Regions from separate parts of the Homo sapiens genome. Here region 1 is linked to region 2. Evidence: chromatin loops called from intact Hi-C (ENCODE). Cell type or tissue: chondrocyte. All regions are shown on one strand. Each heading gives the region's core, and the rest is flanking DNA. Links, peaks and the distances in the headings are about the cores only.

What was found. Peaks named below come from ENCODE experiments on the same cell type or tissue, not always from the same donor. Only the 100,000 strongest peaks of a DNase experiment are listed, where the experiment ranks them.
Region 1: it touches region 2 in a loop (4-fold over the local background); 6 of 110 quality-filtered maps call a loop at or near these places.

Annotation. Positions count from the first base shown.
Region 1 is chr4:177,548,268-177,564,469 of GRCh38, reverse strand. The region is part of intron 1 of AGA-DT (AGA divergent transcript); the gene reads right to left. Among named protein-coding and RNA genes, the nearest start is that of AGA-DT, 110 kb to the right of the region's middle. In chondrocyte, for the core only: CTCF peaks have their summits at 9,079 and 9,305 (motif pointing left); no DNase peak of the experiment used is centred there.
Region 2 is chr4:176,367,563-176,383,764 of GRCh38, reverse strand. It overlaps a transcript of LOC124900817 not described here. Among named protein-coding and RNA genes, the nearest start is that of SPCS3-AS1, 55 kb to the right of the region's middle. RefSeq lists an enhancer at 5,723-5,862. In chondrocyte, for the core only: CTCF peaks have their summits at 5,612 and 5,857 (motif pointing left); no DNase peak of the experiment used is centred there.

The sequences.
Region 1 (16,202 bases), core at 8,154-10,653, 1.2 Mb before region 2:
TACTCCCTATTCCCTAAGTGAGAACTGCACTAATGACTTTTTTTCTAAAGGATGTAGTATAGAAAGGGGGAGTAGGCAGAGAAACTTCCCATTGGAGAAAATTGCCACACACTATTCTTAGTCAGGTAATCAATGGCAACATCAACAGTGATTGCTTCTGCTGATAGTATGTTTCCCTGATGTAATGTGATGAAAATGGCACATTACCTTTGGTTTTCCTCCCCAAAACATTAGGAACATTTGTCACAACTGAGGGACAGTCTATGAAGTACCTGGCCATAACCTTCAAAACTATGAAAGGCCATTAAAAACAAGAAAAGTGTAAGAAATTGTTACATCCAAGAGGAATTTAAGGAGACATGAGAGCTAATATAATCCTGCATCCTGGATGGAATCTTTATACAGAAAAAAGGATACTAGGTAAACCCAAGGAAATATGAGTAAAATATAGACTTTTAAAATAATGTATCAATATCGGTCCATTAATTGTAACAAATGTACCATAGCAATTTAAGATAAATAGGGAAAACTGGGGATGGGCTATATGTGAACTCTCTGTACTATCTTTATGATTTTTCTATAAATATAAAACTCTCCTAAAATGAGAAGTTTATTTTAAAAAGTAAATGAAGCTTTTGAATTTATTTTAATGGCAATATAATCTTCATATCTCACATTTTCTTGATTAAAATGGGAATTAAAAAAATCTTTTCAGGATACATTTATTTTATGGCCCATCCTACAGTATCAAAGTTACCAAAGCACTAACTACATTAAACTTAGAATGCAATTTCATAATTCCAAAGGCTTTACCACTTAAAAATATCTAGAGGTAATTTAAAAGTCATTATAAATTATATAGATTAAAAGCTATTTAAAAGGAATTAGATTCTTATTCATACGTTAAGCCTTGTTCTATAAATATATGAAGTCTTCTAGAAAAGCTGGCATTGTCTTTTAAATATGTGAATAAAATGTGATAAAATTTATACTGTGACTAAACACAGAAGAAAAATCCAAATGTAACATTTGATCAGAATGGTTCTATATACAGTGATGAATCACTTAATGTTCTGAAAAGTGCAACATTAGGCAATTTAGTTGTTATGTGAACATCAAGACAACAAAAGTGTACTTACACAAATCTAGGTGGTATAGCCTAGTACACACCTAGGCTAAATGATACAGCCTTTTGCTCCTATGCTACAAGCCTGCACAGCATGTTACTCTACTGAATGCTGTAGGCAATTAGAACATAATAGTAAGTATTTGTATCTCTAAACATACCTAAACACAGAAAAGGTACAGTAAAAATGCGGTATAAAAGATTAAAAATGGTACACCTGTAAAGGGCTCTCAGGATGAATGGAGCTTGCAGGACTGGAAATTGACCTGAGTGACTCAGTGAATGAGTATGAGTGAATGTGAAGGCCTAGAATGTTACCATACACCACTGTAGCCTTCAGAAACACTGTGTACTTAGGCTACACTACATTCATGGGATCCAATTTTTCTTTCTTTAATAATAAATTAATGTTAGCTTACTGTAACATTATTACTTTATACATTTTATTTCTTAACTCTTTGACTAGTTTCTCTATATCCTTATTCTACATTTTTTTTCTATTTTTTTCTTTACTTTTTAAACTTCTTTGTTAAAAACTAAGACACAAATACATATACTGGCCTCGGCCTACACGGGGTCAGGATCATCAATATCACCATCTTCCAGCTCCACATCTTATCCCACTGCATGGAGCTGCCATCTGCTATGATAGCAATGCCTTCTTCTGGAATACCTCCTGAAGCACCTGCCTGAGGCTAACAGTATATATATATACACTCATAATAATAATTAGTATCAATTAGTACTAATTAACTGTTCATTAGTATTGTTATTAATTATACTAATTAACGGTATATATATATACACATATATGTAGGAGTACACTCTAAAATAATGATAAAAGCATAGTATAGTAAACATGTCAGTAAAATAGTGATTATCAAATATTATGTGCTGTACAGAATTCTATGTGTTATACTTTCATATGACTGGGAGCACAGTAGGTGTGTTTACACCAACGTCACCACAAACACATGAGTAATGCATTGATTATGATGTCATTAGGCAATAGGAAGTTTTCAGATCCATTATAATCTGGGGTCTGTCACATATGCAGTCCATCATTGACTGAAACACCGTTATGCGGTGCATGAGTGTATATTAGAAAGACTGATGAAAATGAAATTTCTAGGTTTTTACCATCTTATATCCAGTTTTGTTTCAAAATTCAATCCAGGTAAAATATAAAATAAGGATTATTCAGTATAAATACAACTTAAATTACAATAATGGATCCACTAACTAAATATATCATAAGGCATTCATGTTAATTCTATCCCTCTTTGCTTCAAATGCAAACCAAGAAAAGCATCATAGCATGAACTCTCTGAGGAACTAACTTTTCTATAATAGTGTGCATTAAGTGATTCTGTTCATTGCACGAACACACACATTCTCTAACACATATTAATTTCATTTACAAATGTTACTATAGAACTTACTTTGCTGGGTGTTTTATTGATTTTCTATTTCCTCTCTGAAGCACCTAGCTTACTTTACTTGTTGATGTTTTCATTGATTTTCTATTTCCTTTTGGAAATGAGATGAGAGCTTTTAAAGAGGTCATGCTACTTGGCAAGAATAAGATGTTAAGTTGTGTGGTTTTCCTAGGGAATTTCACCATTAAACTTACTACTTTTCTTTCCATAGAAAGTAGCAATTTATTTTTAACTCCTTATTGTATGCCGTTGTACTGTTTATCTTACTCTTAAATGTGTTATTATACAAATTAACTTCATAAGAAAAATGCGATTCTTGACTGATTTAAATGTGTCACCCAGTTAATTCCTACTATAGTGAATTCTCAAAGGTAATAACCTAAACTTTGGAAGGTTATTTCAAGTCTCGTAGGATATACATGATCTTAAAAGTTGTGACAACCTAAACAATATCAGCAGTAATGAATTGCCCAACTTGCACCTCTGAAAGTAAATAATTGCTAAGATAATTGAAGTAACTATCATCTTTATCACCCAAAGTGGGAGTAAAAAAACTTTACAACTTACCAGTATGTAGATTTCTGTGTTAATGATTACCTATCTGAGTGAGAAGACAAACTGGGCTTTCAACTTTTGTAAAAAAAGTTGAAATTTTGCTACCTACATTTGAATTCAACCATCTCAATGTCATATAGCACTAGTCAAACATACTGGAAATATCTGATTTTTTGTATGTTTTTCTTTTTGTTTTTTAGACAGTCTCACTCCATCACCCAGCCTGGAGTGCAGTGGCACAATCTCGGCTCACTACAACCTCTGCCTTTTTGGGCTCAAGCTATTCTCCTGCTTCAGCCACCCCAGTAGCTGGGATTACAAGCATGCACCACCACGCCTGGCTAATTTTTGTATTTTCAGTAGAGATGGGGTTTCACCATGTTGGCCAGGCTGGTCTCAAACTTCTGACCTCAAGTGATCTACCCACCTTGGCCTCCCAAAGTGCTGGGATTACAGGTGTGAGTCACTGTGCCGGGCCCTGAGTTTTTAAAAGGGGCTATACAAAAAACATAATAGCCAGTTATTCCACTAGAATTGTCCTGTCCAATTCAGTAGCCACCAGATCCGTGTAGCTATTGAGCAGTTAAAATATTATTAGTATCAACTGAGATGTTCTGTAAATGTAAAATACACACTAGATTATCCAAGAAAAGAATTAACATATTGCATTTATAATTTTTTATTATATGTTGAAATAATATGTTGGATGTATTGGGTACATGAAATATATATAATTTTTTTTTTTGAGACGGAGTCTCACTCTGTCACCAGGCTGGAGTGCAGTGGCACGATCTTGGCTCACTGCAACCTCTGCCTCCCAGGTTCAAGCAATTCTCCTGCCTCAGCCTCCCGAATAGCTTTGACTGCAGGTGCACGCCACCTACACCCAGCCCGAAATATATTGTACCTGTTTCTTTGTACTCTTTTTAGTGTGATCACTAGAAAACTCAGAAGTACCTAAGTGTTTTACACTAAATATAATGAGTCTCTAGTATTCTATTCCTAAAACAGATCTTTGGAATACAATGTGTCTAGGCTATCTTATCTTAGATCTCTATAGAAATGGCTTTATCAAATCAAAATTTAGTGCTATGTCCTTGAATTTTATGATATGAGAAAATGCTACATTTTAAAATAGACAATCGTAGGCCATACTATCAAACATCATTATTAAAAGCTGTTCCCCAGGAACCTGAAGCCCACAGATACTCTGTCCAAAGAAGAAAGAACTCTTATGAATGAACCATGTTAACTCACCCAAGAATTAGCATATCTCAGGAGATCTGCCCAGCAATGTTCTTTAATTACTCTTAAAAATTTCCCGGCCGGGTGCGGTGGCTCACACCTGTAATCCCAGCACTTTGGGAGGCCGAGGTGGGCGGATCACGAGGTCAGGAGATTAAGACCATCCTGGCCAACACGATGAAACCCCATCTGTACTAAAAAATAGAAAAAATTAGCCGGGTGTGGTGGCGGGCGCCTGTAGTCCCAGCTACTCGGGAGGCTGAGGCAGGAGAATGGCGTGAACGCGGGAGGCAGAGCTTGCAGTGAGCCGAGATCGCGCTGCTGCACTCCAGCCTGGGCGACAGAGCTAGACTCCGTCCCCCCCGCCACCCGCCCCAAAAAAATTCCCATGCTTTGTCTCTTCTCTAGCTGCATTTGTGACTTCATGTTCTTAATGTTACACAAAAACACTAAGCCCAAATGTCCTATCAATGACTGAAAACATAAAATTTAAAAATCAAATATAAGCATTCACATTTATTAGCAAAAAAATTAATATCTATAGTGTGAGACTTAATGTGGTATATATTGGTAATTCTCACTTACTTGAGAGTCTGGATTCTATCAGAGAAGGGACCATTGCTTTAGGAAAGAACTCTGTATGATACTTGTCTAGAAAATAAGAGATGAGATGTATATGTCTTAAAGGAATATTCAAGACCAATGATTCCAAATAGAGACTTGTGTTGGCAGCTTTTCAGGAGATGATAAAAGCAACATATAACAATATTCAGGCATTTAAAATGGGACAGAGGAACCAGAGCATAATTTTGAAGAGGCAGCTGTGACCTAGCAGCAGATGGTCACCCTGCCTGCAGTCGGCTTAGGGATAGAACAGCAGGAACCAAGCTGCAGGAAGCCCACAGAGGGATGGAACCAGCAGGAGGGTTGTAGGGTTTTTTTTGTTTGTTTGCTTTTGTTCTATAGCAGGAGGGGGGATTTGTTTGTTCCTTCTTTAATTCTGATGGAGGATTTCAAGCTATGTCCAACAAAAATCACTGTGACGGTGGTGGAAGGAGCGTTGCAATAAGAAAACTAAATAAAACATACAGAATCACTCCAATAAAGGGATGATTGTTTCTTTCTCAGGGTTATATACCTGTTACCAGTTGTATTTTCTGAGATCTAAATTCCATCTTAAATCTCTTGCCACTAAAAGGAAAAGGGGGTTAATATATACTCTCAATCTTGCATATCAGCATCCACATTTGCTATGGATCTCAAGATTAAGAACCAAGACACACTCTTCAACAGGTCGCATACTTAAACACGATGTGTTCCATAATGTCATTTCTTACCAACAACATATTTTGAGCTTAGCTGTTAAGGAACCAATGCCTCTACAATGAATCTTGCTGGACTGAGGCTCTGAATGATTTTAAAAGGACTAAAAGTAGTGTACGTTTGAAGTCTCTTAACAGTGAAGAAAGAGAAATGTGCTCTCATTCCTTCTGATGCTCTGTCAGTTGCAAATCCAGTCAAGTTTCTAACATTACTCCAATGCCTTTTGTACTTTATGTTTGATTAACATGGTATTTTGGGATTTTTTTTTTTAATGCAGTGATTTTTATCTTTGTTACAACCATAAGTTCATTCCCCAAAAAGAGCTGTGTGGTGCTGCTAGAGTGAAACGGCAACGGTTCCCTTGTCCCCCTCGCAGGGCATGTGATGGTGGTGTGGCTCGCTTCTTGAGTGCCCGGCTGCTCAAAACTCTGTGGGAGCATACAGATGCGTGGGCTGTGGGGCTCCAACCCCACGGCAGTGTCTAGGGGTGAATGTTTACAGCTGAAGGCTCAGAAAGTGTGTTATAGGGTGCTCTTTTAGTTTGCCGTCTATAGGCGGCTTGTGTTAGTCAACTCAATTAGACCCAGGACTTATTGCAAGGACAGAGGGCTTTCTGTATCCCTGGTTCTTGCCTTGTTCTATGGGAAGAATCGGATTACACGTGGGCTTGGAGACTGAATGCAAAGGTTTTTTTGTTTGTTTGTTTGTTTTTTTGAGAGGGGAGTTTCACTCTTTTCGCCCAGGCTGGAGTGCAATGGTGCGATCTCGGCTCACCACAACCTCCGCCTCCTGGGTTCAAGAGATTCTCCTGCCTTAGCCTCCCGAGTAGCTGTAGCTGGGTTTACAGGCATATGCCACCTGCCTGGCTAATTTTTGTATTTTTAGTAGAGACGGGGTTTCGCCATGTTGGCCAGGCTGGTCTCAAACTCCTGACCTCAAGTGATCCGCCCGCCACGGCCTCCCAAAGTGCTGGGATTACAGGCGTGAGCCACCGTGCCCGGCCGAATACAAAGTTTTATCAAGTGGAAGTAGCTCTCTGCAGATGGGGGAGCCAGAAGGGAGATGGTTTTCCCCCGGAGTTGGGCCGCTCCGTGGTCCAGGACTCTCCTCCAACTGCCCCGGCCAAACTCCGCCTTGTCTCGCGGGTCAATGGCCTCCTGGCCTGCCGGTGCCTGTCGCGTGCTCTTCCGCTGGCGTGCTCTCAACAACCAGCCACTTGTGTCTTCCTCCACAGATGTGTTCCTCACGACCTCCAGCCGCTTGTGTGTCTGCCCGCTAGGGTCTCGAGTTTTTATAGGTGCAGGATGGAGGCGTGGTGGGCCAGGGTGGTCTTGGCAAATGCAACATTTGGGCAGGAAGGCAGGAGTGCCCGTCCTCACCTAGGTCCCTGGGGGTGGAGCCCTAACCAGGGACCATGCCCTCCTCTACCCAGCACTTCCCTGCTCTCCTTCCGTATCAATAGCAGCGTTACAATATGCTTCTCTGCTGGCACTGATCTGGTTCACTGGCCAGCCTGCGGAAAACTAAAGTAATTGTGTCCATGGAGATCTTATTGTAAATTCGACAGTGTTTTAGAGTATAATCATGAAGAAAAAAATGTTTACACTTTAGAAAATGGATGTGAAGGTCGGGTGCAGTGGCTCACGCCTGTAATCCCAGCACTTTGGGAGGCAGAGGCAGGCGGATCATGAGGTCAGGAGATAGAGACCACCCTGGATAACACAGTGAAACCCCGTCTCTACTAAAATATAAAAAAAAAAATTAAAAAAAAATTAGCTGGGCGTGGTGGCGGGCGCCTGTAGTTCCAGCAACTCGGGAGGCTGAGGTGGGAGAATGGTGTGAACCCGGGGGGCGGAGCTTGGAGTGAGCCGAGATCATGCCACTGCAGTCCAGCATGGGCGACAGAGTAAGACGCCGTCTCAAAAAAAAAAAAAAGAAAAAAGAAAAAGAAAAAAGAAACTGGATGTGAAAAAGTTAAGAATTATATTTTTGCAAATGATACGGGCTTCCAAGAAGATCAATAACAAGAAAAGAAATAGAAGTTTTTGCCTTTTGGCTGACAGTTGAATATACTGCTTTACTTCATCAAAAAATGTCTTACCGTAATGGAATCCAGCATTCCCTAATGGAAAGAGAAAACTTTTTGCTGTTTGGTCCTCTAACTTTGTATATATTCTTTATTTTGAAAATAATCCTTTAAAATGTTACAAAATGTGAGTTAAGCTAGAAAGATAGAATATCAACTTGAGTAAAGTCAGTAAATATCAGGTCTTTAAATTTTTTGTCCAAATCCTAAATATTCCTGCACCCCAATTATCCTTGAAGAAAATAATAATAATAATAGTGTGAATAAAGCTCCATGCAAATAAATAATAAATAGAGGATTGGTTTGAAGCATACATGACTTCATTTTATGTAAGTACAAAGAAGCCATCTGATGGCTTGAATAAATTGGTCTTAAAACACTGACAATAAAGAAAAAACACAATAGCAGTTTGCTTACTCCAAAACTAGTGCACATTCAAAGGTCTTTAGCACACCAAAGACCTTTGGTTTAATTCTCATGTCTTTTTTATATATAAAAAAAGAAAATTCCCTTAGGTTGCTATAAATGATATTTAGCCAATTTGCTTTACAAATGATTCCTTTAAGATCTTTAGAGATCACACAAGTAGAAGAAACTCACTTTTCTTTTATTTCATACACTCAGCAATTCATTTTGATATATACTCACACCTAACCAAAGCAATGAAAATATATATCTGAAACCAGTTGTCAATCACAGCAACTACAAATCTCCAAAAGGCAGCCTGACAGTTTCCTAAATATCAGAAATAATCTTCCATCAAAGTGCCTCAGAGTCTACACATATGAAGTGCATTCTAGAGATGTTAAAACCCACTGTGAGGTACAAACACCGAGTTTGTATTCTGGTTGGATCATTCCAGGCTTAAGAAACAGTGCCATATTTTTGAACTGATGTATTTTGACTCAGCCATTACTCTTCTGATACGAGTTAGACTACAGGGAAACCTGGAGATTTCCTGTCAGTCTTGCGGCTGAAGGAATTCTCACATTTTTTTCTTGCCAATTCTTTTTTAGAAGCATAGTATATTACCTCATAAAGATATCATAAAAGGAAAAGTTACCTTCACACATCTCTCCCATTTTGCATATTAGAATGTTGAGGCCAAGAGGGTTAGATTGAGGCCAAGATCCCAAGATCTCACAGTTCATGGAGAAGCCAGGACTTCTCATGCCTAATTCATATGTCCTCTAAACCATAATGCCACCTGAAAGGAGATTCTCCCCTACCCCCAGGAATTAGTTGAATGACCTAGATAAATGGAGATACATAGAAACAGAACATATGCTTTTTGGACCAGGAGATCATGGATGTGGTCATTGAGATTCCATCATTTGCTACTTGAAGATGTGGTCTCTTGCACCACTAAGTCATAGTTTAAACCTACATGGCAAAAGATAGTGAGATGATGTAATAAGAAGTTATATCGACCAATTCAATACTATACTTGCCTGTACACTATTCAGTTTTCCAGATTGAAAAAACAAATGATAATGAAAACAGATTGGATTGCTTGGTTGTGCTGCCTCCTGGTGGCAACATAAAATACCGATTTGTTAAATTTTGTCACATTGGGAGTGATTGTCAGCTAAATTGTGTTTTGGGTTTTTAATGTTGTTTCTTAATTTCATATTATTTTTCACTGACAAATCATAGTTGTATACATTTATGGAGTACAAGGTGATTTTTTGATAAAGGTATACAATGTGGAATGATTAAATCAAACTACTTAACATATTCATCACAAAAAGGAAACTCTTATACATTGCTAATGGGAATATAAATTAGTGCAGCCATTATGGAAAACGATATCGAGGTTCCTTGCAAAATAAAAATAGGACTACCATATTATCTGTCAGTTCCATTTCTGGGTATATATCCAAAGCAATTGAAATTAGTACGTAGAATAGACAGTTGCATTCTCGTGTTCATTGCGGCTTTATTCACAATAGTCAAGATATGGAATGACCTAAGTGTCCATTGATGGATGAATGGATAAAGATAGCATGGTACATATACACAATGGAGTACTATTCAGCCTCTAAAAAAGAAATAAATTCTGTCATTTGCAACAACACGGATGAACCTGTAGGACATTACGCTAAGTTGTATTTTGTCTTAAGCTCCATTTGGATTAAAGTTAGTGATCAACTATCTTGTGGAAGTCAATTCATGAAGAAGTACAAAAATAGTGAGTAGTGATTTGCATGCATAATGCTAACAAATATATGCAGCAACTAGAAAGGTCTTCTTATGGAATGAATACCAAAAATAACTAGTCACATTGTGTATTCTCCCTATTTTTCTCAAAAAAATATGTTTTCAATGTCAAAGGCAATTAAAATCTAACAATTATCCTGCTTCCTTCAAATCTTTATTACAGATGGTGTAGTATAAAATGTTCCAAAATTAGTTTGTGACCAGTCTGGCCAACATGGTGAAACCCCGTCTCTACTAAAAATACAAAAATTAGCTGGACATGGTGGTGTGTGCTTGTAATCCCAGCTCAGGAGGCTGAGGCACGAGAATTGCTTGAACTGGGAGGCAGAGATTGCAGTGAGGCGAGATTGGGCCATTGAACTCCAGCATGAGCAACAGGGCAAGACTCAGTCTCAAAAAAAAAAAATTAAAATTAAAAATAAAATAAAAAGCTCCAAAATTAAAATTGGATTTGGAATCAATGAATTGGGTTCTAGATCTGATTTGTCCATGATCCAAAGTCACTTAACCTCTATGACCTCCGTTTTCTTAACAGAAAAAGTAGTGGTGCTATGCTATTGAGCTCAAAGACTACTTTTGCGACTACATATAATTGTAACACAATGATGAATACATCTATTTATTTATTTGACAATCATGGGTAGAAAACCCTATCATGTCCTTGGTACTGTCATGGTGTATTAACAAATGAGGATTTTCAAGGGAACTTCTCCCTTGCTGTGAGGAGAGCAAATATCACATTCTGAAATTAAAATGCAGGCTATTTATTGTCTCTCTGGGTTTTGATCTCCAAATCAAATAGCAAAAAGATCCTTGTCCATTAAGAATTAACCACCTACAGTACTTGCTCCTATGGCCCTTATTAATGTATCACTACAGGGGATATATTAAGATCTGAATTATTTTGACATTTACAATAAGGTTTGTGCTTATAAACACAAGATCACACCATATTAAAACTTATTAGCATATTGTAACTGATTAGATGCTCACAATGTGCAAAAGCAGTCCGTTCTGCAACCCCCTTGGGAAACAAAATCTAAAGGCAGTAACAGAAGTAATCTCAAATCACAGAAACACCAGTGAAAGTGTGTCCTTGGTTTTATAGCACTAATTTAGAAGAAAAACATGATAATAAAAAGAAAAATATTCAATTGAAGTCACCTCTTAGACCATTCATCAACACTGAACTACATAGTCAATTTGCCTCATTAGTTCAACAGGATCAAGACCCAGTGACTGAGGTACCCAAACAAAGGAGGCCTGGGAGCCAGGGAAACTTGACAACAGAAATGTGTGTTTTTCCTGTGACGAGAGAGGTGCTAACAGATCACTTCTTCTTGGGTTAATAAAGATGAATATGTACATATGTCTGTACATGTACACACACAACAGAGAAATAAATAATTTAGCTCTTTGTTTTAAACCTGTTTAAGAATACAAGTGGTTACAGGAATATGTGTTAGAAGGAATGGGTCTCTCAATTTCAGTGCTAAACCATTTAATTAGGCTGTTAAGAATTCAATTCATCAAAAATAAATGACTTCATATAATAAAGGTAAAAATCTTTACATAATAGCTAGAATTTACTAATTACTATGTACTAAGAACTGTTCTAAGCACTAGTATGTTTAAACTAATTTGATTCTCACATCCTTATAAGAAATATGTGATTATGGGCCTCATTTCTCAGGTGAAGAAACCAAGGAAAAAAGAAATTTAAGGCAGGGCGTGGTGGCTCACACCTGTAATCCCAGCACTTTGGGAGGCAGAGGCAGGCAGATCATCTGAGGTCAGGAGTTCGAGACCAGCCTGGCCAACATGGCAAAACCCTGTATCTACTAAAAATACAAAAATTAGCCAGGCATGGTGTCTCGTGACTGTAATACCAGCTACTTGGGAGGCTGAGGCAGTAGAATCACTTGAACCCGGGAGGCAGAGGTTGCAGTAAGCCAAGATCGCGCCATCACACTCCAGCCTGGGTGACAAGAGTGAAACTCCGAATCAAAAAAAAAAGCAAAACAAAAACAAGAAATCTATTAATCTGCCCAAGAATATACAACTAACAGGTGATTAAACTGATGTTCAAAGTCAAAAAAGTCTGACTGCAGAGCAATCCATTCATACCCACCATGGTCTCCTGCCTCTCTGTGCTCTCTCAAAAAGACCACTAAGGCCGGGCATGGTGGCTCATGCCTGTAATCTCAGCACTTTGGGAGGCCAAGGTGGATGGATCACGAGGTCAGGAGATCAAGACCATCCTGGCTAACACGGTGAAACCCCGTCTCTACTAAAAATACAAAAAAATTGGCGGGGTGTGGTGGCAGGCGCCTGTAGTCCCAGCTACTCGGGAGGCTGAGGCAGGAGAATGGCGTGAACCTGGGAGGTGGAGCTTGTGGTGAGCCAAGATCACACCACTGTACTCCAGCCTGGGTGACAGAGCGAGACTCTGTCTCAAAAAAACAAAACAAAACAAAACAAACTACTAAGCAGTTGAACTCATTGGCTCCTCCCAGAACCTAAATGAAAGGGCCAGATCCAAAGGGAAGCAGGCTGTACAATGAAAAGATGCAGACAAACTTGCTCTTCTAAGATGATGTATTAGTTTGCCAGACTGAAAACACACACACACACACACACACACACACACACACACACACACACACACGCAGACTGAGTGACTTAAACAGCAAATTTATTTTGTCACAATTCTAGAGGATCGAAGTTCAAGATCAAGGTGTCTGTAGGGTTGGTTTCTTTTTTTTTTTTTTTTTTTTTTTTGAGACGGAGTCCCGCTGTTTAGCCCAGGCCGGATTGCAGTGGCACAATCTCGGCTCACTGCAAGCTCCGCCTCCCAGGTTCACGCCATTCTCCTGCCTCAGCCTCCCGAGTAGCTGGGACTACAGGCGCCCGCCACCACGCCCGGCTAATTTTTTGTATTTTTAGTAGAGACGGGGTTTCACCGTGTTAGCCAAGATGGTCTCGATCTCCTGACCTTGTGATCCGCCCGCCTCGGCCTCCCAAAGTGCTGGGATTACAGGCGTGAGCCACCGCGCCCAGCCTGTAGGGTTGGTTTCTATGGCCTCCCTCCTTGGCTTGTACATAGGTGTCTTTTCCCTGTATCTTTATATGGTCCTTTCTCTGTATGTGCCTGTCTTCTAACCTCCTCTTCTTATAAGGACACCAGTCCCACACTAATGACTTCACTTAACCTTTATTACCTCCTCAAATACCCTATCTCAAAATACAGTCACATTCTGAGATACTGGGGGTTAGGATTTCAACCTATCAACTTGGGAAGGACATAGTTCAGACCATAACAAACTTTTTGTTAATTTTCTTGGGAATTTATGCAGGTCAAGAAACTGAGCAAAAGTGCTGCAGAGGTTGGATCCTCGGAACATACTACAATTAACACAGAAGTAATAAGTAATTACTGCAATACTTATTAAACATTCACCCTGTGCACAGTTCTGTATGCAATGCTCATGGAAGGATTATGAATGTTAGTACATATTAATGTTGCTGCTGTTTGAGACTGTTCAGGTGTGTTGCACTCTATGAGAAATGTGAAGAAACATAACAACCCCAACCTCTAGGTAATTAAAATCTTGTTGGAAAGAAAAGGGAAAGATATGTGTAACCGCACAAAGCAATGCTACAAGAGATGCTAATGATGGTTTATAATTACAAATAGGTAAAGGAAAGGAAGACCAAGTCTAAACTCAGAAGAGAATAGAAGAGATCTAAAGCAGATATCATGGACTGGGAAGGATTTGGGAGGGTACTAAACTTGACTTGGGCCTTCGGGTTGGAGACTGAAGGGACAAAGAGAAAAGGAGGCATTTCAGGAAAGTTAATCCCAAAGGACTGATCAAAGCGTAGTGAGGAGAAAAGTTTTACTAACATTAAGGATTCCACAGGAAAGTGATAGAAGTTGGGTACAAAAGTAGATTGGAGAGACTATGTACATTATCTATAGCCAGACAGCCTTGTAAGGTGAGTATTCATACAGTAGTGAAACTATAGATGAGAAAAGTGGGGCCAAAAAGCTGAGCTAGTTATCAACAGGTGCAATGTAATAAGTAGGTAACAAATAGCAGAGCTGAGATTTAGGAGACTTGTGCCTTTGAACGTCAATGAATCTAAAGCAAAATTTATTAGGACAAATACAACCTTGATACAGCTTCACGTTTTTTTCCTCCCTAACCAAAAACAAAATGTAATAGAAAAACAAGTCTATTTTTACTCTTTTATTATACAAAGACTCCATTATTAACTTACAGCTGAAGTGGTATGAAAGGTCTTTAAGAGAACAGGTACTAAACATTGTTTCCAGGCTCAGCCTTAACTGGAATAGGAATGCAGTAGGATTTCTTGGACGTCAAGAGGCCTATATTTGCTTCCCCAAAAAGCCTTTTTCAAATGCTTGTGATTAGGAAACAATGCCTTCCACACACCCGCTCTCTCTGTTCAGGTGTCTGCCTCTTTCATTCCTACCTTAAGGCATTAAATGTGCTTCTCATTGTCAGATGGGGACCCAGTTATTTCTTTTTTTTCATTTATTTATTTTTTTGAGACGGAGTCTTGCTCTGTCGCCCAGGCTGGAGTGCAGTGGCGCGATCTCGGCTCACTGCAAGCTCTGCCTCCCGGGTTCACGCCATTCTCCTGACTCAGCCTCTCGAGTAGCTGGGACTACAGGTGCCCGCCACCATGCCCGGCTATTTTTTTTGTATTTTTAGTAGCGACGGGGTTTCACCATGTTAGCCAGGATGGTCTCAATCTCCTGACCTCATAATCAGCCTGCCTTGGCCTCCCAAAGTGCTGGGATTATAGGCATGAGCCACCGCACCCGGCCATATCTCTTGAGTACTTATGTAATCAATAAATGAACAAAGCAACTATGTAAAACAGTTACTAAAGCATTTCAAAATTAGCCACTCTAAACAAACCCAGAAGCCTAAATTACTGACACATTCACCAGCTGGAAAGACTGTGGACTTTGAAGTCACATATAAGAAATTCAACTTCAGTTCTTTTTTTTATTTTGAGAAGGACTCTCGCTCTGTTGCCCAGGCTGGAGTGCAGTGGCACCTCCCGAGTAGCTGGGATTACAGGCACGTGCCACCCTACCCAGCTAAATTTTGTATTTTTAATAGAGATGGGATTTCACCATGTTGGCCAGGATGGTCTTGGTCTGCTGACCTCCTGATCTGCCCACCTCGGCCTCTCAAAGTGCTGGGATTACAGGTGTGAGCCACTGTGCCCGCCCTCAACTTCAGTTCTTATATGTTTGACCACAGAAATGTAACTTAACCTTTCTAAGTCACAGTTTTCTAGCCTGAAAATGGGAGTAATAATTAACTCACTGAGTTATCATGAATATCAAATAATATGTACAGTTAAGCACAGTAATTGATATACAGCAGATGCTTAGGAAATATTAATTCCCTTCCCCTTCTCCATTCTTGTGAGCTCTCTTTGATAGGAAAAAAAGATACAAATAACAGGATGCAAATTACAAATATACCAGGCATCTGAAAGAATGAGAATAGAACCTACAAAGATCTCACAAAGGAGGAGGGCAGTGGTGTACTGGCAGCTAGACTGAAAAAAAAAAAAAAGCCCTCATTTGTACTTGTGATAGTGGAAAAACTCAAACTGTTTTTCCTCTGTTCTATCACCACAAGCAACACAGAAGACTTCTGTGACCAAATGTGTGGGGTTTCTCCCCACACACTAAGCAAGCAATCAGCTCTGCAGCAGACACCAGCTGGGTGCCCTCCAATTCAATTCAATTCAGCCACTATCTGGAGACAGCCTCAGATCCCACAAGTTGGGGGCTCAGTCACACAAAACCACCCCCTCCTTCCCATCAGCATACCCCAGCCTCTAGAATTTCTAATGCACTGGCTTCAAATTGGGACTCTCAGAGCCCCCTCTTTGGGTTCAATTAATTTTCTAGAGCGGCTCATAGAACTCAAGAAAACATTTATGATGTTTAGCAGTTTATGCCAAAGGATATTTTAGAGGATACACATAAACCGCCAGATGAAGAGATACACAAGGCAAGGTCTGGAAGGGTCTCAAGCACAGGAGCTTCTGTCCCTTTGGAGTTGGGGTGCACCACTTCCCAGCACATAGATGAATTCTTGTTCACCTTCCTCTCAGCTTCCACATATTCAGCTATCCAGAAGTTCTCTTGCAC
Region 2 (16,202 bases), core at 4,483-6,982:
TTATAGTAAATCCAAGAGGTACCTTTGCTTTTTAAGGAAAGGAAAGGAAAGGAAAGGGAACTGTGGGACTTTGTAGGAAAGGAAACTGCCAGTGAATCCAATCTACACAGAAATCAATTTCACACGGCCATAATTCAAGGAAATGGGGCAGTATGTAATGACGTGGACATTCATTTTGCTTTTTAAAATTCAAACGTTCTTCTTGGCTACTACAGTATTTTTGAAATCAGCTTGGGCTTTTTTCCCTCTCATCTCCCTCTACAAGCATTTTTGCTGTACATGGGAATCTATGAAACAGAGCCTTGCACTGTGACTCAACCCATTGTTTCTTTTAACTTTTCTCACCATCTCCTCCTGCATCATTTCCCTTTCTCAGGACTAAAAAACAGTCACGGAAAAAAATCAATGTTTTAAAATATACATTCAACAAATAGTGGGAAATATAATAAAATGAATTCACTAATTTGGCTTTGACTTTCACTAGTGCATACTTTGAAGTTCATACACAACTCACATTCTAGGACAGAATTGTATTCCTTGCATCATAACATAATTGGTAAATTTCTATTTCTTTTTCCCCTTCTTGTCGGGCTGGGGAAAGAGGGCTATAACTTTGTTCTAATTTCTACCTCTACTGAAGGTATGTTCTTGAGTATTTGTGTATGATATCTGCTATGAAGATAATGTTTTAACACATTTTAAATAACAATGGTAATAATAGCATTAATATATTTAAAAATATGTCCAGGACCTGAAGAGATGGAAATTTGTTTATTTGACTCCAATACATTATGACAGCTATGACTTGAAGACTGACCAATAAATAATGATGCTCAGGTTAGATTTTCTTTAAATAAAGATACTAATACTGTAATGTCTCCTTTTAAAACAAATTCAGAGGCAAAGACATGGCACTTTAAACCATATGATGGAAAACAGAGAAAAAGTGTCATATTCTAGTTGTCTCTAACAGAAGGAGGACATCATGATGGGAAGTAGCTATATACAGTTTATATTGGGGAGGAAGAACTGAGTACATTGTAGAAAACAAACTCGGAGTGCAGTAATTAAAAAAAGGCATAGAATCCAACCCCCACTATTGCCAACATGGACTTCAGAAATCAGCAATCTGATAATCTCATCTGCCAAATGAGGAGGCCAACACTCAAGGGTTGTGGCATCTCAACCAGGTCACATCAAAAGGGCAAGATTTCTTAGATGAAATCTCAAGATTCCAAATAAAAGGCCTGTGTCTCTGACTCCCTGCCTTTAATGCTAATAACACCTTCGTCCAGAATCAATTTTTTTTAACAACAAAAACTTAGAGTTAATAACTTTACTAATGATGCTGAATAGATACACTTTTTCTTGAGGTAGAGAACATATAAACATAAACTAGCATTGAGTCTCATTCATTGACCCTGTCACTATTGTGTTTCCAGTATAATGGCAGCATCTTGTAGAAGAAAATAAGCATGGACATTGGCGCAAGAAAGATCTCACAACTGCCAGTATACTGGTCTTTTATGCATGACAAAATTACTCCAACTTTCTGAGATTCATTTTTATCTTGTATACCTCATGATAAATATTGCATGACTCACGAGCCTTTGTGAAAATTAAATTATATGACATAAATGAAAATACCAAGTATTCTGCCTGCCACCTAGGAAGTGCAGAATATAATACCTGATGAAGAAGGATTAATACCTAAAAATTAGATGGGGATACAATTGAACCCTTTTTTTAAGAAAAAATAAATAACTAGAGAATAATTCGAAGTTGTTTGTTGAACAAGTATTTATATTTTAGTAGTGTGACAGACAAAAGCAATGAAATAGCGGCTGAAGAATTCATGAACCAGCAAGAACAACAGCAAAAAGAATCAGTGTGAGGGGCAGGGCAGTGGCTGCACAGAGACGATATCTTTAGCTGAGTTTGAAAAGAAAAAGAATAGCTTGATAGGTGGAGTTGACAGTCAAAGATGTTCTAAGAACAGTATGAAAGGCTGGAGCTGAGAAGGAACTGTCATGTACAAAAGATATAGAGCACGGGGGTCCAATCTTTTGGTTTCTGTATTCTACACTGGAAGAAGAAAAATTGTCTTGGGCCAACATAAAATACACTAACGATAGCTGATGATCTAAAAAACAAAACGGCAAAAAAATCTCATAATGTTTTAAGAAAGTTTACAAATTTGTGTTGAGCCACATTCAAAGCCACCCTGGGCCTCATGTGGCCATGGGCCTTGGGTTGTACAAGCTTGATTGAGCATCATTGGCTTAGGAAAATCTGAGAAAACTTTGTAAGAAGTAGTAAAATATGGATAAATAAACTGAAGCCCATCAAACAAAGGCCTTACATGCTCACCTGAGTGGCTCGAGTTTGGTATAAAAATAATACATACTAGATTCCAAAGTAGAGGAACGATACAGTGATTTAGTGATCTAGTGATTTAGAAGCAAGCAATCTGGCAATCAAGAGCATGATGGATCATGCTGGAAAAAAACTTCAGAGAAGTGGAGAGAATGGATAAAAGCACCTCTAATAATCCCAAAATGAGGTGATGGAGGCCTGAAATGAGACAGTGGTGAGGAGTCCAGCTCCTAGCCAAAAACCTATAATCATCTTTCAAACCCTACCACAGACAATTGCAAAGGATTTACCTGGCAGGCTTCACAGGGAAAAATTGTCCTCCCCACACCAGACTGTGTGCAGCCAGTAAACTGCAGTCTCTGAAGGGAGCTGCAGTCAAGGGCTCAGTCACTCCATCCTCAGCACCATGCGCTTATGCATATCTGCATCTCTAGCCCTCCCTGCATTCAGAGAGAGGAGGTCTCTTCATCGGGTCATTCTGCGGAGGCCTCCTCACTGGGGAGGACACTTGAAGCCTCTTTTTTCTCTCTGACTCAATATTCACTGTTTCCCACACCTAGTCCTCCCCTCTCCAGCTCACCCCCATCCCCACCCCTGGGTCCATAAAATGGCCAGAGCCTTTTGTTCGGGCTCCCGTACGTAGGTGGTGAGATAATTCCCCGCCCCACTCCCCCGTGTGCACTGATACATTGGACCTTCACCCAGTGCCCTTCTGTGGAGAAAAAAGGAACATTAAAATGGTTAAGCTTTTTCCTCTTGCCTATTCTACTACCTTAGAAAGTCATTAAAGGATTGGCTGTTACTTTCACTTTGGCTTGTTGTCTTAATTGACCACTCCACCACGGGCGTCTCAGCTCTCTCCAGCTCAGCTCAGCTCTTGACAGGTGGCAGAGCGAATTTTGAAAAATGTTGAATATAGTAGACACCCTAGCTCTGATCTCCATTCTTGTTTTAAGCAAATCTCCTACACTCTCAGTCCTCAGAACTATAAACTACAATTGTAAAACATTTCTCAGAGAAAAACTTATAATATTTAAATACTAGTTTTAAATTCTTTAAAAAAAGATCATGACAGTGTTTCAATTTCAAATTTACAATATAATATGCTAAAAGTCCATACTTCATGGTCTAGACTAATTTAAATGAAATTTTTGTATCACCAGCATTTGTAATGTAAATCCAAGAGTCGAGAGATCTTTAAATTATTGCATTTCAAAAACATTACTGGAAAATGATAAACTATAGGGACCTAAAGTCTCAAACAACTATGATAGAGATTGAATACCTGACAATCTTTAAAAGTAGGGATGTGAGGAAATGAGGAGAGGATTTATTTGCCTCCATTGTACTCATCTCTAACATTAAATATTCAAGTTCATGGAAAAAGCAATGTGTTTATTTTACGGTGCTCTGATACTGTGATAACTACTGTGACTTCTTATGGGAATATTGCTGCATAACAATTGCCAGAGAAGCTCATCAATCTGTGTTTCTCAAATGTGAGCAGCTCATTAGTACAATCTCCACCCAGGGAACACACAGAGCTCCCTTCTCTGCTTCATCCTGCGATTTCCATCATGTCCCTGGACCATCATTACTATTTGTATTTGTAAAATCCTTCTCTTGCCTCTTCCTTTCTGTTATCATTTGATCACTTTGCCCTAAAAGCTGGATAACTGAGTACTCAGTCACTTCTTCTTTTTTTTTTTTTTTTTGAGATGGAGTCTTGCTCTGTTGCCCAGGCTGGAGTGCAGTGGCATGATCTCCACTCACTGCAACTTCTGCCTCCCAGGTTCAAGCGATTCTCCTGCCTCAGCCTCCCAAGTAGCTGGGATTACAGGCGTCTGCCACAATGCCTGGCTATTTTTTGTATTTTTAGTAGAGAAGGGGTTTTGCCATGTTGGCCAGGCTGGTCTGGAACTCCTGACCTCAGGTGATCCACCTGCCTCAGCCTCCCAAAGTGTTGGGATTACAGGCGTGAGCCACCACCCTCTCAGTCACATCTAAAGGGGACAATGTGTGAATCAATGACAGACATGAGTATTGCTCTCTTCTTTTACTTTGTAAATTCCTATATATGCATTCCTATATATGCATTGATAATAAAACATTTAAGGTTTTACAGAAGTTTTTGAGGAAAAGGCCTAGTACAAAAAGTTTTAAATCTAGTATAGAAACTACCATTAGGTTAGAAAACTAAGAGTTTTCTGCATACAAGATTTTCAGAATGATAGCATATTTCCCTTCTCAAATATTAAACTGTACTGTTTTTCTTAAAATTATTAAATAGTTGTTTAGTATGAAACTATGTTTCTTCTTTTCCTAGCTTTTCTCTAGTATGGTATCTTTTGTCCTGGCAAATAACCACTGTTTAATATACATTCCTTAAAACTAGCTTTTGTATTTAAAAGCTATGTAAATTATATACAAAGTCAAAAATCTTCAATAAATAAAATAAAGAGAAACATGGTAATTTTTATTTCGCCTGGTTGCAAATGGCCTGTAGACAATGAGGATCTATCTAAGGGGCAGGAGCAGGTTAAGGTGGGATCCCTGACAAGCATTCTAGCTCTATGTCCCTCCTTCAGCAAGAGCCACCAGATATGAGCAGAAATTTCTATACTTAAATACAGCACTCAGCCAGGCTGTTTCAATGAACTGATTTAAAATACAAGAATCACAAAACAAATGAAGAGACATCATCAGTTTCCCCACAATGAATTCGAGATTTGTTGAGAAAAACTGGTAATATTCTTCCCTTTTAAGGAAAATATTCCTTGAGGATAAATGATTAATTCCTATTAAAATGAGAAAGTAGATTTAAAACACAAAGATAGTTTGAGAAACATCCAAGGATTCATTGACTTTTGCATTTACTACATTTTCTTTAAAAAGGTACCCTCTCACTTTTAGAAAAAAACTCAATTTACGCAAATTAAGCTTGTTTTACCCAGGTTTTATAAAATCTGCCCTTACCTGACAAGCCCTGTGCTAGGATCAATGGCTAGACATAATGATTGTTTGTGATTGTAGCAGGAATGATTAAAAAGCACATTGTTTCACCCACATCTGCATGAATATATATCACACTACATGACATTTTAAAATTCTAAAGTATGAGTAAAATCATAACCGTACATTGACATCAAGGAGTGATTTGTCTTCTCCTACGCAAGTGCAGATTATTTTACCACAAGTGCAAATTTAAATTCTCTGCATGTCTTCTCTGGCTTCTCATTTATTTTCTAGTTACACATTTTGGAAACTGAGATGGAGATTTTTTAAATAATTAAATAAGAAAATAAAAATTCATCATTGTTTGAATGCAAAATGGCTCAAGTCCCTGATAGGTTAATAGGGAGCATTATTATTGTTACAGTTCAACAAACATGTCACTTTGACATAACTAAAGGTGATTTCCCTTCAGCTGGTCATAGGCAGGTGAGAATAAATGGAGATTATTTAAAGAGAATGACTGACATCTGCTGGAATACAAGAGAAATGAACAGAAAACAATGCAAGCATAAATGCTTACAGTTAACAGTTTCAGAATACATCAATGTTTACAATCTGTAACAGAACAATGTTAGCATAAATCCTCAAAAACAGAGGAATAATGGGGTGTAATGGAAAGGGGCATCTTGTGTAATTCTGTTCTGTTGCACTATGCTGAGTCCAATCAAGATAGCTTCACCCTAGAGCAGTTATACAATCTCTAAAAATAGTGCATTTCTGTTGCCTGTGATTTTTCTACATGTTATCGTTGATTTCTATAGTCTGTGGGTTCCTGTACCTTGACTCTGGCCACGTCTGTGCAATCAACTAAACGGGCTTTACAAATCTACAACCAAGGAATTAATTAGAATTGATCATTTGGAGGGTCAGAACACAATTTAGCCCCAAAATAGACAGATCCATGCCATCAAACATTGCTGATCTATGCCTTAAATTGGGCTTTAACGTAGTTCCCATTTTAAAAATGATTTCTTAATGAGGCAAGGGGAGAACGATTTCTTGAGAGCTTACTAAGTTATTCCATTTAGGATATCCTATAATTTCACGTGGTAGGTATTTTTAACTCCATTTTGTAAATGAGAAGATTTAATGGCAGAGAGGTGCAGAAATGTGCCCAACGTTACACAGATTGTAAGTGACAGAGCTGAAATTCATTACTTAATTCTACCTGATTCCACGGTTGGTGCTTTTCACCATACAATTTAATTCAAGGTACTTTTGTATTTTCCAGTGTCAATACCATTTTACGCTACTTTTTAACTGTATACCTTTCTAGTGAAAACTATTAGGGACTGTCCTGAAGAGTATCATGATCTGGTCCTGCTTTTGGATATTCTCTGCAAGCAAGTACTTGGTAAAGATCTGTAAATCAGTAAGAGAGTATTCAACAGAGTCAATGGAACCCATCTTTCCTTTTTTTCTCTAGAACAGTTTAAAAAGCAGTCACAGTCCTCAGTTTCTTCATTAGTACAATGATGGAGATGGACTAGATAACTCCTAATGTATCTTCCAGGGGTGCATCTGGTTAGGAATACAGCAAAGGAAAACAGGTTCATTCAGTTCATTATTATTCTGCAATAACACACTAACATAATCAGGGCAATTAGCTACATATTGTACTCATCATTCATTAATTGCAAAAGTGTTTTTTTTTTTAATTTTTGTCTTTGTTTATAATGCCTCATGGAAATTGAAGTGAAAATATGTACTCGAAGATAGTCTATTTTTACACACAAACACACCTGCCAAGAGCCTATCTTTCCTGACAGAAACATTTGAAAAAAAATATATTTTCATGTTATTTTTCTCTTACTCTTTCCACAGACTAAAAACGAAATCTACATTTTGCCTGAAAAAGAAAATGACTATGATCAGAATTTAAAACACATGCAAAAATTATTTTAAAAAGTTTCATAATAAAAGATTATTTCTATGAATTACAATACAATATATCTAATATTGCACCAGCTTCTTAAGAAGTTTTCAAATTTCCAGAAGTTGTATTTTTTAAAAAAATTCCAACATGCATAAACATAGTCTGAATATGGTTTCAAATGTTAACATAGACGGTAAAAGTAACACAATACAAATGTCTTCTGTAATTTATCAAATTTCTGCATTAAAATATATAGCAGGTTGAATCTTGAATTCAATACTACCATCTAGTGGAAATCAACCAAAAATGCAGCAGATAATGCTACTTTTGTTTTTTCACAAGTACAACTGCTATTCTTCCCATTGTCTTGCAATAACTAAACCAGTGGTCAAAGGACTGATGAGAACCTCTTTGAAATAAGTATTTTCTTGTAACAAAAACATTATTTGTTTTATTAGGTAACATGCTTATGGAATATACTAAACAATCTGACTGATTATAAAAATATAAATATAAAGTATCTAATCATGGGCTTATTCTTGACAACCAATCTCTCATACAAGACATTTATATATATATATATATATATATATATACACGTGCTTTTACATAAACATGTGTAAGACATTTTATATATATAAGACATTATCTATTATATATGACATTTATGTATATTGATTGTGCTTTTGGATGCAATTTCCTAGTATTTTTTGAGGATTTTTGCATGTATATCCATCAGAGGTATATATATAATTATATATTATATATATTACAATATATTTTATATATATATAATTTTAAGGAAAAGCAGAGAGTTTATTCAGTGATTTAACTTCCTTAAAGCAAGCCCTTTTGAAATTCTTTTTGCTTTGTAAATACATAAACCAGTAAGACAGTTGTTTATTATCATTATAAAGCATCATGTACTTTACATAATTTTATTTATATTTAGGAAATACAGGTGCAAGTATCTTACATGCATATATTGCCCTGTGGTGAAGTCTGGGCTCTTAGTGTACCATCACCCAAACAGTGAACATTGTACCCAATAGGTAATTTTTCAACTCTTACTCCCTGACCCCTCCCCATGTTTGGAGTCCCCAGTGCCTGTTATACTCATCTGTATGTTTATGTGTACCCATTGTTTAGCTCCCACTTATAAGTGAAAACATGCAACTTTTTACTCTCTGTTTCTCAGTTATTTCCCTTAGGATAGTGGCCTCCAGTTCCAACTATCCATACTGCTGCAAAAGACATAGTTTCTTTCTTTTTTTTGGCTAAGTAGTATTCCATGGTGTATATATACCACATTTTCTTCATCCATTCCTCCATTGATTGAGACTTAGGTTGATTTCATGTCTTTAATATTGAGAGTAGTGCTGTGATAAACATATGAGTATAGCTGTTTTTTTAAATACAGTGATTTATTTTCCTTTAGGTAGAAACCTAGAAGAAGGATTGCTGGACTGAATGATAGCTCTTTTTTAGTTCTTTGAGAGCTCTCCATACTGTTTTCCATAGGGTTTGTACTAATTTACATACCGACCAAGAGCATTTAAGTGTTCCCTTTTCTCCTCATCCATGCCAACATCTGCTAGTTTTTGACTTTTTAATAACAGCCATTCTAACTAAGGTAAGATGATATCTCATTGTGGTTTAAATTTGCATTTCTCTGATGATCAGTAATGTTGATAATTTTATAATATGTTTGTTGTCTGCTTGTGTGTCTTTTTTTGAAAAATTTCTAAAAGTTTTCTTAAATTAAAAAAAAAAATTTCTGTTCATGTCCTTTGACACTTTTTAGTGGGGTTGTTTTTCTTGTTAATTTGTTTGAGTTTCTTATAGAATCTGCAACTTAGTCTTTTTCAGATGCAGACTTTGCAAATATTTTCCCCCTTTCTGTAGGATATCTGTTTACTCTGTTGATTGCTCCTTTTGCTGTGCTGAAGCTTTTTAGTTTAATTAAGTCCTCTTTATTTATTTTTGGTTTTTTTTTTGCATTTGCTTTTGAGGACTTGGTCATAAATTATGTATCTAGGCCAATGTCCAGAAGAGTTTTTTCCAAGTTTTCTTCCAGAGTTTTTATGGTTTTGGTTCTTACATTTAAGTCTAATCCATTTTGAGTTAATTGCTGTATTTGGTGAGAGGTATGAGTCCAGTTTCATCCATCTACATATGGCTATCCAATGTTCCCAGCACCATTTATGGAATAGGATGTCATTTCCCCAGTGTATATTTTTGCAGACTTTGTCAAATATCAGTTGGTTTTAAGTATACAGCTTTATTTCTGAACTCTTCTGTTCCATTGATCTGTGTGTTTATTTTCATATCAGTACCATGCTGTTTTGGTTACTATAGCATTATAGCATAGTTTGAAGTCAGGCAATGTGATGCCTAAGCCTTTGTTCTGTTTCCTTAGGATTGCTTTAGTTATTTGAGCTCTTTTTTGATTCCATATAAATGTTATGATTCATTTTTCTAATTCTGTGAAAAATGGTGTTCCTAATTTGATAGGGATTGCACTGAATCTATAGGTTGCTTTGGGCAATATGGTCATTTTACCAATACTGATTCTTCCAACCCATGAGCATGGGATGTGTTTCCCTTTGGTTGTATCATCTATGATTTCTTTCCCCTGTGTTTTGTAGTTCTCTTTACATAAATTATTCACCTCCGTGGTTAAATATATTCCTATGTATTTTTTTGGTATTGTAAATGGGATTGAATTCTTGATTGGGGCCTCAGCTAGATTATTATGGATGTATAGTAATGCTACTAATTTCTGTACATTAATTTTGTATCCTAAAACTTTACTAAATTTGCTTATCAAATCTAAGTGTTTTGGTGGAATAGTTTTCTAGATATAAGATCATATCATCCATGAACAGACATAATTTGAATTTCTCTTTTCCAATTTGGATGCCTTTTATTTTTCTTCTCTTGTCTGATTGCTCTGGTGAGGACTTCCAGTACTATGCTGAATAAGAATGGTTAAAGTGGGCATCCTTGTCTTGTCCCAGTTGTTAGAGGAAAGGCTTTCAACTTTTCCACATTAAGTGTGATGTTGGCTGTAGGCTTGTTGTATATGGTCTTTATTATGTTGAGATATGTTCCTTCTATGCCTAGTTTGTGGAGGATTTTTATCATGGAGTGATGCTGAATGTTATTGAATGCTTATTCTGCATCTACTGAAATGATCACATGGTTTTATCCTTAATTTGGTTGAAGTTGTAGATGTTAAATATCATTGGCTGGGTGCAGTGGCTCACGCCTGTAATCCTAGTACTTTGGGAGGCCAAGGCGGGTGTTTCACAAGGTCAGGCTTTCAAGACCAGCCTGGCCAACATAGTGAAACCCTGTCTCCACTAAAAATACAAAAAATTAGCCAGGCATGGTGGCAGGCATCTGTAATCCCAGCTACTCAGGAGGCTGAGGCAGGAGAATTGCTTGAACCTGGGAGCCAGAGGTTACAGTGAGCTGAGATCATGCCACTGAACTCCAGTCCATGTGACAGTGCAAGGCTCCGTCTCAAAAAAAAAAAATCCTTGCATCCCTTGGATAAATCCCAGCTGATCATGATGTATTATCTTTTGGGGCTGATTTTGGATGTGATTTGCCAGTATTTTGTTGAGGATTTTTGCATGTATATTCATCAAGGATATTGGTCTGTAGTTTTCTTTTTTTGTTATGTCCTTGTCTGGTTTTGGTATCAAGGTGATACTGGCCTTGTAGAAAGAATTAAGGACAATTCCCTCCTCCTCAAAATCTTTTGGAATAGTTTCAGGAGGATTGGTATTAGTTCTTTATTGTGTGTTTGGAAGAATTTGGCTATGAATGCATTTGGTCCTGGGTGTCTTTTTGTTGGGGGATTATTATTGATTCAATCTTGCTACTCTTTATTGGTCTGGTCGAGAGTTCTGTTTTTCTCTTGTTCAATCTTAGGAACTTGTGTGTTTCCAGGACTTTATCCATTCCCTCTAAGTTTTCTAGTGTGTGACTCTGTAATTGTTCATAATAGTCTCTGACGATCTTTTGTACTTCTGTAGTATCAGTTGTAATGTCCTTTTTTCATTTCTGATTATGTTTATTTGGATCTTCTCTCTTCTTCTCTTGGGTAGTCTAACTAGTGGTTCATCAAAACACCTTACCCCTAAAGACACAAATAGTAAAGGGATGGAGAAGATATTCCATGCAAACAGAAACCAAAAGCAAGCAGGAATAGCCCATACTTACATTAGATAAAACAGATTTTAAATAAAAAACATTAAAAAAAAAGACAAGATCGTTATATAATGATAACAGGATCAATTCAGCAAGAGGATATAACAATCCTAACTACATATGCACCCAATATCAAAGCACCCAAGTTCACAAAACAAAAATTACTAGACCTAAAGAAATAGACAGCAATACAATAATAGTGAGAGACTTTAACATCCCATTCACAGCACTAGACAAGACATCATCAAGATAGAAAATTAACAAAGGAACATTGGACTTAAATTGAACTTTAAATGGACTTAACAGACATTTACAGAACATTTTACCCAAAAATTACAGAATATACACTCTTTTCATCAGCACATGAAACATTCTTCAATACACCACATATTAGTCCACAAAACTAGTGTTAACAAATTTTTTAAAATCAAAATCACGTCAAGGATCTTCTCAGACTATGTTGAGAAAAAGCTAGAAGTCAATACCAAGAGAAACCTTGGAAACTATATAAATACATGGAAATTGAACAGCATGCTCTTGAACAACCACTGGATCAATGAAGCAATTAAGACAGAAATTAAACATTTTTTGAAATGAATGAAAATGAAAGCATCTCATACCAGAACCTGTGGGATATCATAAAAGCAGTGCTAAAAGGAAAGTTTATAGCATTAAATATCTACTTCAAAAAGGTAGAAAGATCACAGATTAACACCCTAACATCACACCTCAAGGAACTAAAAAACTAAGAACAAATAAACCCAAAGTTAGCAGGAGAAAAAGAAATAACAAAGATCAGATATATGTTATAAATATAAATATATATATATGTTATAAATATATATAATATAACATATATAGATGATATATGTTATTTAGCTAAGAAGTGGCCTAGATGAAATAATACCTCTCAGTAAAAAATAGAAAGACCATGATCTATAGAATCAAATATATTTGGACTGGCATCTCAGCACCATCACTTACTAGCCAAGAAACATTGGGTTTCAGTCCTCTCATCTGAAATATAAAATAGTACTTAATTCTGGGGGGAGGTTATAAAGAGTTAAATTGTATATATGTGTGCACACATGTGTATGTGTTTGTGTATATCACACATTCACTCACTTATTAGCAATTGTTCTTATTCTTAATTCCTAATTTCTTTTATTTTGTACTTCTGCCACTATGTGTATATCCATGGTAGTCTTGCATAAACTCCTGTAGTCTGCTTAATCTTCTGTTGATAGACACTAAACTAAATCCCTGTGTTACACCAACTTCCTCTGACTATTTCTACTAGTGTCACTTTCTAAATTATCCTGGCCACCTGATTCTTGCTGTACTTACTTCTATACAGACCTATTATTGATACCGTATTAAAAAGATGCCCCCTTTTTGCAGGGTAGTTCTGAAATTCTCTTCTAGTTAATTCTGGGCAATGGTAAAGTCAAGTTAGTGAAGGTTAAATAACTGGTTTTTTGGTAGAAAGTCACCAGAAAGAACACTTCCTCCAGGAAGAAACAGACTTGTTATTTATTCCTGACTGCAACCATTGTCAAGATAAAAGAGAATATAGGCCTATGGATGTTTCAGAACTGAAAGATAGCTGATAATCCTGCACTGTTCTCATTGTGTAGATTATAAATAGTCTTTCTACTCAAAGATGGTCTAAAAGGCCGGCATTGTCTGATTCACCATACTCTTTTTAAAATTTTTTATGTATTTTCCAGCTTCAGAAATCCTGGAAGTTTGTGCTGAGATTGAGTCTCCAGTTGCCTAGATCAGGGGTTCTGATTACAAAGGTCAGAGCCTCTGCAACCGTCTTAGACATGTATCACAAGTAACAAAATAAACATGTACTGTTATTAAGCCATTGAAATTTAGAGACTCTTCACATTTGCAGCACAACCCAGCTAATTCTGATGAAAAAAATTGGTTAGTTAAATGTAAAATATATAAAGCAACTCATAAATCCATTTAGCTGAATGCAGAGAACTACATTTTAATAGGCTGAAAGCAAACAAGTGAGGTTATTCCCCAGTCCCTCTGCATTTTCGATTCCTACATTCTCTGAGGATAGTGTATATGTTTTATGTGACCTCTGACTTGCTGACATCAATTGAACAAAGATCCCAGGGTCAGGATATTTACCCTCTCTGTTCACAACTGCTTCACCTGTAAAATGATGTTAATACTTCTTGCCTGCCTAAAAGTAGCCATAATGACTATCAGGGTCCCTTTCAACCATAAAATTTATAATTCTATAGACAAAATGGTAGGTAAATTTCCTCACTATTAATGCATGGCCATGATAGAGCTGTTTCTCTATGATAGAAGGCACATGAAGTGGGTTCCCAAGAAGACAAAGCCATCTAAGGAATTCATGGCTAAAGAAATAGGGTGCTGGGGTTAAATCCTGATTTGATTCTGCTAAACTGCTCGGAGGATACAAACCATTTAATTTCAACCTTTTCAGTTACTTCCTCCTAAGATCCTTGGTGGTCCTCTTCTTTCATCTTTGTCTCACCATCACCCAACTCTACAGGCCCCAAATCTGAGTGGTAACTTACTGCAGAGTTTCCCAAGTGTTTAGCTACAGACATGGGATGTAGGGAAGTGAAGTAGGAATGGTAGAAAGGAAACATTAGTTGAACAGCTATATATCAGACACTCTGATAGAAAATTTAAATATATTACTTTTCTTAATCTTCATAATAATATTATATAGTGGGTATTATCATTGTAAAAAAAATAAGAAAACTGAGACTATGATTAATTCATAAGTAATAAGTGCAAAATCCCAAGATATTTTCCAATATATAAGAGGAAAAGAACAATTTTTTTTTTAATTTAAACAAAAGGGTTTTTTTTTCCAAGATGGTGGATTTAGAGGCTTTTGATGTTCCTCAGCCACTTGGAAATAGCAAGATAGTACATAGATATCAACTCTGTGAGCTTCAATTCAAGAAAGAAAATGGCAATCCACTAAATTGTGAAGGACACCCCAGATCCTAGGGAGAAGACCATGGGGCAAACAGTCTCTGTGACAGTGTCCAGTGATAAAAGTAAGTGAAGTCCCAGTATGTGAGAAGGCCAGAGACCCTCCCTCTGTGACTCAACTTTTCACCAGGAATCTGAGCAATTCAGGCACTTTGTTTCTCCCAAGCCCTGGAGTTAACTTGGGGAGCGGCTTGGAGACACTGAGAGGGAAAGACACCAGGAAAAAGCTGCAGGCAATTTCCCAGACCCGGGACTGAGAGCAAGACACTATTTTTAATGTCAGCACATACAAAGTCATTCTTTGGCCACCTGGCACTGTGGCCATGCAGGCATTTCAGTCTCAGGCCACATTTTGGAGGTCATGCTCTGGAGCAGGGTAGGGGCCTCCACAGCCAGAATCGTAGAAAGCACCTCAGCAGTAGGCACTGGAATTGTGCTCTCCTCCATCGCAGGCCTGGGGTGGGAGGAGATCTGCTATAACAATGGTTTCTACGAGGGACAACACTTGCAGGCAGGGCCAGCTTGGTGACCTGGAAGTGGTCTGCATGTGCTATTGCTGAGTGCCCCAGAGCCTGCCTCCCCTGAGATCATGGTGTAGCGGGACCCTCTCCACTCCACCTGCAGGCATATCTCCAGGCATTTGGAGCACCCACTTGCCCAGATTGGCAGCCTGAGTTGCTCCATCCTTCCTGTGGAGAGATCTAAGTGCAGGGAGGCCCTCTCTGCTTCATGCCCAGGAAGATTTCCAGGTATCTGAAGCACCTGCTCACCTGGTTCAAAAGCCTGAGTTGCCCACCCTTTCTGTGCAGGGATCACAGTACATCTTGGTCATCTCTGCTCCATGCCCAGGCATAAGTCCACGCATTCAGGAGCACATGCTTGCCCAGACCAGCAGCCTGACTTGCCTCACCCTTCCCACACGGAGATAGCGCCTCTCCACTCCATGCCCTGGCAGATCTCCAGTTATTCAGAGCACCTGTTTGCCTGAATTAACATCCTGAGCATCTCCACCCTTCCTCTGCAGAGATTGTGGTGCTGGGGAGCCGTCTACACGGCACACCCAGACAGATCTCCTGACATCTGGAGCACTCACTCTCCTGGATTAGGAGTTTAGGCCAGCACCTTCAAAACCCTCTCCCTCCCCGACCCCATAGAGAACTTGGGGCTGAGGAGGTTTCCCAGTTCCATGCCTAGGCACGCAGCTGGTGCTTGGTGGCCACCCATTGAATTTTCCTTTGGTGCTGGTTCTTGTGCCTACCACTGGGAGACTTGCAGGCAGGCAGGCCTGCCCAGTCTGGCCCCACCCATTTGGCTCCCTGCTAGGACTAAGCAGGGAGCTCAGATCACTGTGCACTCCATGATCAGCCCATTGCCTGAGACAATAGGAGCTTCTCCCAGTAAACAAGGATCTAGTACATACCTGGCCACATTGGCCACTGCCAGCTCCCACCCATAAGTGTTAGCTACTGGCTTGTCAGTCAAACTGCACAGCGCAAAATAAAACCTCCCAACTGAAATGCGTAAAGCTGTGGAAGCAAAGCAAAAAGATTCCACCAAACATTTGCTACAGTCACACCCCCTAGAAATGGGGGAAAAGGGCAGAAGAAAAAACAATAATGTTATAGGGAAAGAAAGAAAGAAAAATTCTGTCTGCACTAAAATTACAAAAATTAGAAATGCCAGAATCTTCAGATGTTAAGGAACCTGTGTAAGA